Regions from separate parts of the Homo sapiens genome. Here region 2 is linked to region 1. A link is an interaction called in ENCODE POLR2A ChIA-PET data of the cell type or tissue named here. Cell type or tissue: PC-9. All regions are shown on one strand. Region 1 overlaps AKR1A1 (aldo-keto reductase family 1 member A1). Region 2 overlaps MAST2 (microtubule associated serine/threonine kinase 2).

Region 1 (5,000 bases):
CTCCTGTGGATACCACGGGATGACTATACAGAAAGAAGAGCATGGGTTAGGCCCTGTGCAAGGTGCTTTAGATATAGTATCTCTTGAAAATATCAGAACTGAGATTCAAACCCAGGTCTGCGTAGCCCCACAGCCTAAACTGTTTCCTCTGTACTCTACTGCTGGATTTGATGAGTACAGTTTTGGACATGGCGAATCTCAGATGCCTATACATACTAGTGGAGAGGTCCAGAGGGCGTTGAATATACAGAAGTGGGGTGAGAAGAATCAAGGCCTAAGGCGATAACCGAAGACATGAACTCAACTAGGGAATGAGAAGATTGAGGAGAAAACCCTGAAGGGACCTTTCCTTTGCCTCCCACACCAGCATATGTGGGAGCCAGAGGAGAGGCCCATGCAGCTAGGAAACACTCATGTAGATATTGTTTCCTTTTTTTCCTGTGTCTTCTACTTCCCTGCAGCCAGGCAGCAACTGTAGAGCCCTTTGAGAAAGAAAGAATTCAACAGAGGGAAGGAACCTAGGCATTGAATTGGAAATAATAAAACCTGATTCCTGATAATACCCTCCTCCCCACTCAACCCACACATCTCTCTTTTACACTTGAATATAACATGAAGGTTTCCGCCGGGCGCGGCGGCTCGCGCCTGTAATCCCAGCACATTGGGCCGAGGTGGGTGGATTGCTTGAGGTCAGGAGTTTGAGACAAGCCTACCCAACATGGTGAAACCCCGTCTCTACTAAAAATACAAAAAATTAGCCAGGTGTGGTGGTGGGCGCCTGTAATCCCAGCTACTCTGGAGTCTGAGGCAAGAGAATCACTTGAACCTGGGAAGTGGAGGTTGCAGTGAGCCAAGATCGTGCCACTGTACTCCAGCCTGGGTGACGGAGCAAGACTCCGTCTTAAAAGAAAAAAAGGATAGCCGGGCGCAGTGGCTCACGCCTGTAATCCCAGCACTTTGGGAGGCCGAGGTGGGTGGATCACAAGGTCAGGAGTTCGAGACCAGCCTGGCCAATACAGTGAAACCCCGTCTGTACTAAAAATACAAAAATTAGCCGAGCGTGGTGGCGGGCGCCTGTAGTCCCAGCTACTCGGGAGGCTGAGGCAGGAGAATCGCTTGAACCTGGGAGGTGGAGGTTGTGGTGAGCCAAGATTGCGTCATTGCCCTCCAGCCTGGGCAAGAAGAGTGAAACTCCATCTCAAACAAAATAAATAAATAAAGTAAAAGATAGGCTGGGCACAGTGACTCATGCCTGTAATCCCAGCACTTTGAAAAGCTGAGACTGGTGGATCACCTGAGGTCAGGAGTTCAAGACCAGCCTGGCCAACATGGTGAAACCCTGTCTCTACTAATAATACAAAAATTAGCTGGGCGTGGTGGCACATGCCTGTAATCCCAGCTACTGGGGAGGCTGAGGCAGGAGAATCGCTTGAACCCAGGAGGTGGAGGTTGCAGTGAGCCAAGATCGCGCCATTGCACCCCAGCCTGGGTGACAAGAATGAAACTCTATCTCAAAAAAATAAAAATAAAAAAGATAACATGAGGGTTTCTGAATGCTGCCAAAGGTCCAGATAGGCAGTTCCTGACAAGCTCAGAGTCTGGAATCTGTTCACGCACAGCTAGGCTGGAAAGCAGTTGTATCAAGCAGAAGATGAGGAAGTCAAGAGCTGGCCGAGGATGATTTTCTGTCCTAGAGAAAAACATCTATGTGGCACCTTCATTCTTCCCTAGGGAGCTCTTGTTCTTTGCAGATCTCCTCCATCTTTCATCCCTGTTCCCCAAGCCTCAGCCTTTTCGGTGTTCAGTTTCACCAGCAAAAGAAAGGGAGAAGCAAGATTCAGGTTTCTTCTTCCTTTTCCCCTTAAGCCAGGGTGTTGTTCAAGCTCTCACCCCAGGTGTAATTTCAGAGCCTTCTCATGCGTGCTGGGTAATCTGCGAGAGGCCAACAGGTCATTGGGCATTAAGCCCAGGAAACCTGCCTTAGACCCTGGTGGCAGCAGGCCACCAGGTTCCTCTTGTCAAGTCCAGACTTGCTTGCTTGATCCCTTGGAAATTTGATTATAAAGAGCATTGCCCTGGTAGCTTGTGGTTTGACACTCAGATTGAAGTTTTGATTTTGTTTTAGCAGAAAAGAGTGGTTTCCAAAACCAACTTAAACTAGACTATAAAATTCTTCCTGGGTCAGAAGTATTAGGAAAGACAGTGTTGGTGTACTGGCTTTACTCACAACTTGTCTTTTTTTTTTTTTTTGAGATGGAGCCTCACTCTGTATCCCAGGCTGGAGTGCAGTGGCATGATCTCAGCTCACTGCAACCTCTGCCTCCTGGGTTCAAGCGATTCTCCTGCCTCAGCCACCCGAGTAGCTGGGATTAAGGTGTGCACCACCATGTCCAGCTAATTTTTGTATTTTTAGTAGAGAGGGGGTTTCGCCTTGTTGGCCAGGCTGGTCTCGAACTCCTGACCTCAAGTCTTAAGTGATCTGCCTGCCTCGGCCTCCCAAAGTGCTGGGGTTACAGACGTTAGCCACTGTACCCAGCCTCAACTTGTCTTATTATTATTATTATTTTTTGAGACAGGGTCTCGCTCTGTTACCCAGACTGGAGTGCAGTGGCACTATATCAGCTCACTGCAACCTCCGCCTCCCGGGTTCAGGTGATTCTCATGTCTTGGCCTCCCAAGTAGCTGAGATTACAGGCATGTGCCACCACGCCCAGCTAATTTTTTTTTTTTTTTTTTTTTGAGATGGAGTCTTGCTCTGTCACCCAAGCCGGAGTGCAGTGGCTCAATCTCGGCTCACTGCAACCTCCACCTCCCGAGTTCAAGCGATTCCTCCTGTCTCAGCCTTCTGAGTATCTGGGACCACAGGCATGTGCCACCATGCCCGGCTAATTTTTGTATTTTTAGGAGAGACGGGGTTTCACCATGTTGGTCAGGCTGGTCTCGAACTCCTGACCTCGTGATCTGCCCTCCTCGGCCTCCCAAAGTGCTGGGATTACAGGTGTAAGCCACCAAACCCGGCCTAATTTTTGTATTTTCAGTAAAGATGGGGTTTCGCCATGTTGGCCAGGCTGGTAATACCCTGACCTCAGGTGATCCGTCGCATCGGCCTTCCAGAGTGCTAGGATTACAGGTGTGAGCCACCACTCCTGGCCACAGCTTGTCTTATTACTTGCTCTATCCTACATCCTTTTAGAACCTGGAAACTAAGATTATATTTATAAAGATATTGTTGGCAATTAAATCAATCCCAAGAGTGATATTCATGGTACTGATGAGATCAAGGGAAAAGGTTGTATCTACCTCATTGGCTCTTGGTGTGAACATTCTCTCTCCTTTTCTTTCACTTGAATAGCTCCTGTTCAGTTATTCTTTAGGACTTGACTCAGGAAGAGATTCCTCCAAGAAGCCATCCTAGCAAGGTTACCCTTTTCTTGCCACCCTTGTGCAGCTCTTGTGCAGAATTTGATCAAAGCTCTTATCACAGTGTACTGATATCACCTGTTCCCATTACAAGACCATAAACTGAAGGAAGGCAGTTTAAATATTTAAATACATTTTTCTCTTGGGTTTAGCACAAGAGTTGGAACATTCAATTTACTGACAAAACGAGTATTCTTGGGCCATTTGGTGACCTCTTATTTGCATAGCTTTCCAGAGGGGGAGGCTCCAGTTACCTGCTTTGTTTGGTTGGAAATTTACTTGTATCTGTAATTAGTTACTTTTCTGCTGCACTGAAGTCATGTGTATAGTTTCCTTTCCTGGAAAGAGTTCTTCCCCTTAACTCTTGGGAATTCTTAAAAACCAGTGTCAATATTTCTTTGTCCTTGCCCTTTTCTGTAGTACATCATACTTGTGTCTACCATGAGTATCTTTTTATAGGTCTGTGTTTATTTGCCTTTTTTCCATTAGCTCCTCCTTAGATCCTTGGTTTTGCCACTTCTTTTCTCTTTTCTTTTCTTTTTTTTTTTTTTTTTTTTTTTTTTTGAGACGGAGTCTCCCTCTGTCACCCAGGCTGGAGTGCAGTGGCATGATCTCAGCTCACTGCAACCTCCGCCTCCCGGGTTCAAGCAATTCTCCTGCCTCAGCCTCCCAAGTAAGTAGCTGGGATTATAGGCACCCGCCACCATGCCCGGCTAATTTTTCTATTTTTAGTAGAGACGGGGTTTCGCTATGTTGACCAGGGCTGGTCTCGATCTCTTGACCTTGTGATCCGCCCACCTCAACCTCCCAAAGTGCTGGGATTACAGGCGTGAGCCACTGTGCCCAGCCAGTTTTGCCACTTCTTAGCTGTTGATTTGGAGCAAATAACTTCACTTTTTTTTTTTTTTGAGATGGAGTCTGGCTGTGTCGCCCAGGCTGGAGTGCAGTGGCGCAATCTTGGCTCACTGCAACCTCCGCCTCCCGGGTTCAAACGATTCTCCCGCCTCAGCCTCCATAGCTGGGACTACAGGTGCATGCCACCACGCCTAGCTAATTTTTGTATTTTTTGGTAGAAATGGGGTTTCACTCTGTTGGCCAGGCTGGTCTCTAACTTTTGACCTCAAGTGATTTGCCTGCCTTGGCCTTCCTATGTGCTTGTATTACAGGTGTGAGGCACAGCGCCCGGTCTAACTTCACTTCTTTGAGCCTATTTTCTCAACTAAAAAATTAAAGATCTGGATATGGTGGCTCATACCTGTAATCCCAGCAACTCAGGGTGCTGAAGTGGCTGGATAGCTTGAGGTCAGAAGTTCAAGACCAGCCTGGGCAACCTAGCCAGAACCATCTCTAAAAAAGTTTAAAAACATCCAGGTGTGCTGGCACAGGCCTGTAGTCCCAGCTACTTGGAAGGGTGAGGCAGGAATATCACTTGAGCTTAGGAGTTCAAGGCTGCAGTGAGCCATGATCACACCACTGTTCTCCAACCTAGGAGACAGAACCAGACCCTGAGTCTAAAAAAGAGTTCCTTTTTTAGGACTCCCTTTACCTCCCTTGCAGGAGCCCACTCGGGCCTACCAGCA
Region 2 (5,000 bases), 290 kb after region 1:
TTGGTACTTTATTCCTTCTTTTGGTTGAATAATATCTCGTTGTATGTGTCCAACACAACTTTTTATCCATTGATGGACACTGGGCTGTTTCCACCTTTTGGATACTGTGAATAGTGCTGCTATGAACTATATGTATACATGTACTTGAGTACCTGTCTTCAGTTCTTTTGGGGATATACCTGGGGTGGAATCACAAAGAAATACGGTAATTCAACTTTTTGAGGAATAACCAAACTGTTTTCTGTAATAGCTTACCATTTTACAGTTCCACTAGCAATGTACTGAAGGTTTCAGTTTCTCTATATCTTTGTCAACTTGTTATATTCCATTTAAAAAATTATTGTTTAGTTATACTATCCTGGTGAGTATGAAGTGGTACCTCATTGTGGTTTTGATTTGTAGTTCTGTAATGACTAATGATGTTGAGCATCTTTTCATGTGTTTTTTGACCATTTATATATCTTCTTTGGAAAAATGTCTATACAAGTCCTTTGCCCATTTTTTTTAATTGAATTTTTTTGTTGTTTTAAGTTTGTTATATATTCTGGGTATTAGACCCTTAGTTATATGATTTCCAAATTTTTTTCCTGTTCTGTGTGTTGTCTTTTTAGTTTGTTGGTAATGTCCTTTGAAGTTTAAAAATGCCCTTGATGAAGTCTAACTTATCTGTGTTTTTCTGTTATTGCTTATGCTTTTGGTTTCATATCTAAGAATCCATTGCCAGCTCCAAGGTCATGATTTACTTCTGTGTTTTCTTCTATGAATTTTATGGTTTTACTTCTTATATTTACTTCATCGACCCATTTTGAGTCAGTTTTTATATTCAGTGTGAGGCAAGAGTTTATTTTTTTGCATGTGGATATCACTTTTTAGGTATCCTTTCAAGAGTTAGATGTCCAGAGTAAAGTACAGCAGTTTAGGGCTATAGATGTGGACTTGGAAGCTGTGGATTAAATCACCATGGGAGAGAGTAAAGAGAAATAAAAGGAATGTAGGGGAACATGAAAAAATTACATGTGAAAGGATAGATAATGTTAGACAGTGAAGTATTCAACTTAGATAAGAACTGTAGGAGTTTAGATAAAGTGCATTCACTTGAGAATTGCTGTCCTTTTCACTCTTAGTTTTTCTTTTTGTAAGAGGAACTTGTTTCTAATGCCATCTAGTGTCTTTTGAAGGGTATATGAGTAATGTTAAGAGGTTTTAAAATAAAAGTTTTGAAATTTCATGAGACTTGAGCAGTATATTGGCAGTCTTAGCTTACTCTCAAGAGCATCCTTAAGAGAGAAGTAAAAGAACACATTAAATACTTTGCCTGAACAAATTCGGAGCTGAATTTCATCTTGAATAGTTAAGCATTTTTATCATCTCTTTTGTGTTAATTTGTAAAGAATTTAAGATACCTTAAAAATAGTGACGTCAAATTTTTTTCTTATCTTGAATTTGTCTTACAAAAATTATAGACAGCCTTACTTTTTTTTGTTTTTGTTTTTGAGACAGGATCTTGCTCTGTCACCCAGGCTGGAGTGCAGTGGTGCAACCTTGGCTCACCGCAGTGTCAACCTGCTAGGGTCAAGTGATTCTCCTGCCTCAGCCTCCTGAGTAGTTGGGACTACAGGCATGGGCCACGATGCCTGGCTAATTTTTATTTTTATTTATTTTTAAACTTTTATTTATTTATTTTTTGAGACAGAGTTTCACTCTTGCTGCCCAGGCTGGAGTGCAGTGACTCACTGCAACCTCCGACTCCCAGGTTCAAGTGATTCTCCTGCTTCAGTTTCCTGAGTAGCTGGGATTACAGGCGCCTGCCACCATGCCCAGCTAATTTTTTGTATTTTTAGTAGAGATGGTGTTTCACCATGTTGGCCAGGCTGGTCCCAAACTCCTGGCCTCAAGTGATCCACCTGCCTCGGCTTCCCAAAGTGCTGAGATTATAGGTGTGAGCCACCGCGGCCAGCTTAATTTTTATTTTTAAACTTTTTGTAGAGGTGGGATTTTACAGTGTTTCCCAGTTTGGTCTCGAACCCCTGGGCTCAAGCAATCCTGCCTCAGACTTCAAACTATCGGGATTACAGTTGTGAGCCACTGCACCTGCCAAGCATCTAAATTTTTAAAAGGCATTTAAAATAAAAAATTTTTTTAGATAAATTTGTTGGTTGATTGGTTTGTTCGTCCGTTTTGTGCTGCTATGACAGAATACTCGAAACTGGGTAATTTATAAGGAATCAAGGTTTATTTCTTAGAGTTCTTGGGGCTCAGAAGCCCAAGATCAAGGTACCAGCATCTGATGAGGGCTTTCTTGGTGTTTCCTCACGTGGCAGAAGGTGGAAGGGCAATAGAGAAGAAATCCATTCCTGTAAGCCCTTTTTATAGTGACATTAATCCATTCATGAGAACAGAGCTTTCATGACTTAAACACCTCTCAAAAGGCCAAATCTCCCACCACTGTTGCATTGGAAATTAAATTTCCAGCACATGGATTTTGGGGAACACATTCATACCATAGCAGTTGAGGTTACAGAAAGAGATCTTACTGAATTTGTTGATGGTTAGAATACATGGGAGAACGTTTATGCAAGTTTTTGGTAAGGTGTCATATATGTCAAGGAGAACGGCATTATTAAACCACTAGTAAAAAGTTATAAGAGCAGGTTTTGTTTTTACTCTTATACAAAAAATATCAGTGCTAGTCTTTTTGTTTTTTTCCTTTTTCTTTTTTGAAATTGCAGAAATAAATTTTATTTTTAATTTTCAGAGGTTAAAAAAAGTTATGATACTTTAAACTGTTAACAAGACTTAGTTGATATCCAGTTAACCTAATACAGCATTAATGTTTTTATTATTTTCTTGAAGAGACTCAAATACACCTGCATTGTGCTCTTTTAAAAACATATTAAGGATACTTGTATTTAACAAGTTTTTTAGGAAAAACATTGTACAACATTTATGTTTTTCATGATGCTGAAAATGCTGAATTACATGTCAATTTAATTTATCTCTTAGAAGAAAAAGTAACATAATTAAAATCACTGGGTCTCTAATCTTTAGTTCTCTCTCCACAAATAAAACCTGTCACTTTTCACAATAAAAAAGCAAAAAATAATATACAATTAAAAGGAGCTAAACTGAAATTCTTTATCCTCTTTTTCCTTTTTTGAGACGGAGTGTCTCTGTCGCCCAGGCTGGAGTGCAGCGGTGCGATCTCGGCTCACTGCAAGCTCTGCCTCCTGGGTTCACGCCATTTTCCCACCTCAGCCTCCTGAGTAGCTGGGACTACAGGTGCCCACCACCATGCCCGGCTAGTTTTTTGCATTTTTAGTAGAGACGGGGTTTCACTGTGTTAGCCAGGGTGGTCTCGAACTCCTGACCTTGTGATCTGCCCGCCTCGGCCTCCCAAAGTGCTGGGATTACAGGCATGAGCCACTGTGCCTGGCCTCTTTATCCCGTTTCAAAAGATAAATTAATTGTGGGAGATCAACATAACAATCATCACTGATTTTTTTTTTAACCATTTAACTCTGGTTCAAAAGATAAATAATAATCTATAATCCACCAGTGTATACAAATTTTTTATCACATTTTCCCTTATGTTGTAAAAAAAAAGAAAATAGGTTTAATGTTTAAAGAAGGATTAATTTGATATTATTACTGAAAGACAATTTTGCTGTTATCACAGCTCAAAAAGTAGTGACAGGAATCTTTTAGGAAACAGGTTACTGTCCGTTTCACAAAATGTGAAATTAGATGATCATAAATATACAAGAAAATCAAAACATTTTCTGTCCTTAGTTATATTGCTCCCCCCGGCCTGAAATTTAGATGAAAAAGATTAAACAACTTTTGCAGATCACGTCTATCTATTTTAGCAACTTAATATAAATGAAAAGCAATCTTCATTTTAAAATAAATATCATAGGCCAGGTGCGGTGGCTCATACCTGTAATCCCAGCACTTTGGGAGTCCGAGGCAGGTGAATCACGAGGTCAGAAGTTCAAGACCAGCCTGGCCAACATGGTGAAACCCAGTCTCTACTAAAAAAACACAAAACAAATTAGCTGGGCGTGGTGGCGGGTACCTGTAATCCTAGCTACCTGGGAGGCTGAGGCAGGAGAATTGCTTGAACCTGGGAGGCAGAGGTTGCAGTGAGCCGAGATGATGCCACTGCACTCCAGCCCAGGTGACAGTGCAAGACTCCGTCTTAAAAAAAAAAAAAAATTAATAACACCATTTTTGAAACTGCAAATGAAACTCTCATCATATAAGAGAATGTCAACATCAAATTCTTGTATCTTGATGATTATGTACCATAATCAATGAATATAATTTGAAGCTCTCAAATTATTTATTTTGAATTCAAGTGAAGATGATTAGGCTAATCCAGTCATTTCCTCTTCTGAGTCATTTGATTCATCGTTTAGTTCCAATTCCACTAAATCTTGGTCTGTAGTTATAATAGTTTTCCTCTTGCACTTCTTGGGAATTGCATCATTAGCACAGATTTTTCTCATTTTAATATTTGGCAATTTCTTCAGATCAAAGTCCCATTCCCTAAATGTTTTCAGATTACTTGCATTTAGAATGTCTGGAATCTCAAAGCCACATCCTTTATACTGCTGTCCCTCCCGCTCCATCGTCTGCTTGATGATGGTGTCCTGGGAACAGTGCTGCCTGTCCTGCTTGTCCCTGATACTGTTATGTAACTCAATCTGCTCCAACTCACTGCTAAATCAATTTAATTTAAGTACCTTTCAGTTAGTTCACAAGCATCTTTGTTTGAATATCTTTTTTTGGGGGGGATCAAGATGATTTTGAAACCATTGCAGTTTTTCACCAATAAGATTGAAACACAAGGCCTTTTCATTCTTCAATTTTTCCTTTTTTTCTTATTTGTGGGCCTCTCTCATAATTTGAGCTGCTTTTCTACTATATGGATGAATGACTTTTTTTCCCATCCTGCACTTTTTCCCTTTGGTGCTTTAGGTATAGTGACGTCCTCGCGG

The links. Peaks named below come from ENCODE experiments on the same cell type or tissue, not always from the same donor. Only the 100,000 strongest peaks of a DNase experiment are listed, where the experiment ranks them.
Region 2: POLR2A ChIA-PET joins it to region 1 with 10 read pairs; 2 of 35 experiments call an interaction of 5 or more read pairs at or near these places.

Annotation. Positions count from the first base shown.
Region 1 is chr1:45,555,678-45,560,677 of GRCh38, forward strand. The region is part of intron 1 of AKR1A1 (aldo-keto reductase family 1 member A1); the gene reads left to right. Among named protein-coding and RNA genes, the nearest start is that of AKR1A1, 7.4 kb to the left of the region's middle. RefSeq lists enhancers at 374-1,120, 1,121-1,866. In PC-9, no CTCF peak of the experiment used is centred here; DNase peaks (open chromatin) are centred at 1,232 and 1,934.
Region 2 is chr1:45,842,625-45,847,624 of GRCh38, forward strand. The region is part of intron 3 of MAST2 (microtubule associated serine/threonine kinase 2); the gene reads left to right. It also overlaps the pseudogene TMA16P2. Among named protein-coding and RNA genes, the nearest start is that of MAST2, 42 kb to the left of the region's middle. In PC-9, a CTCF peak has its summit at 1,145 (motif pointing left); no DNase peak of the experiment used is centred here.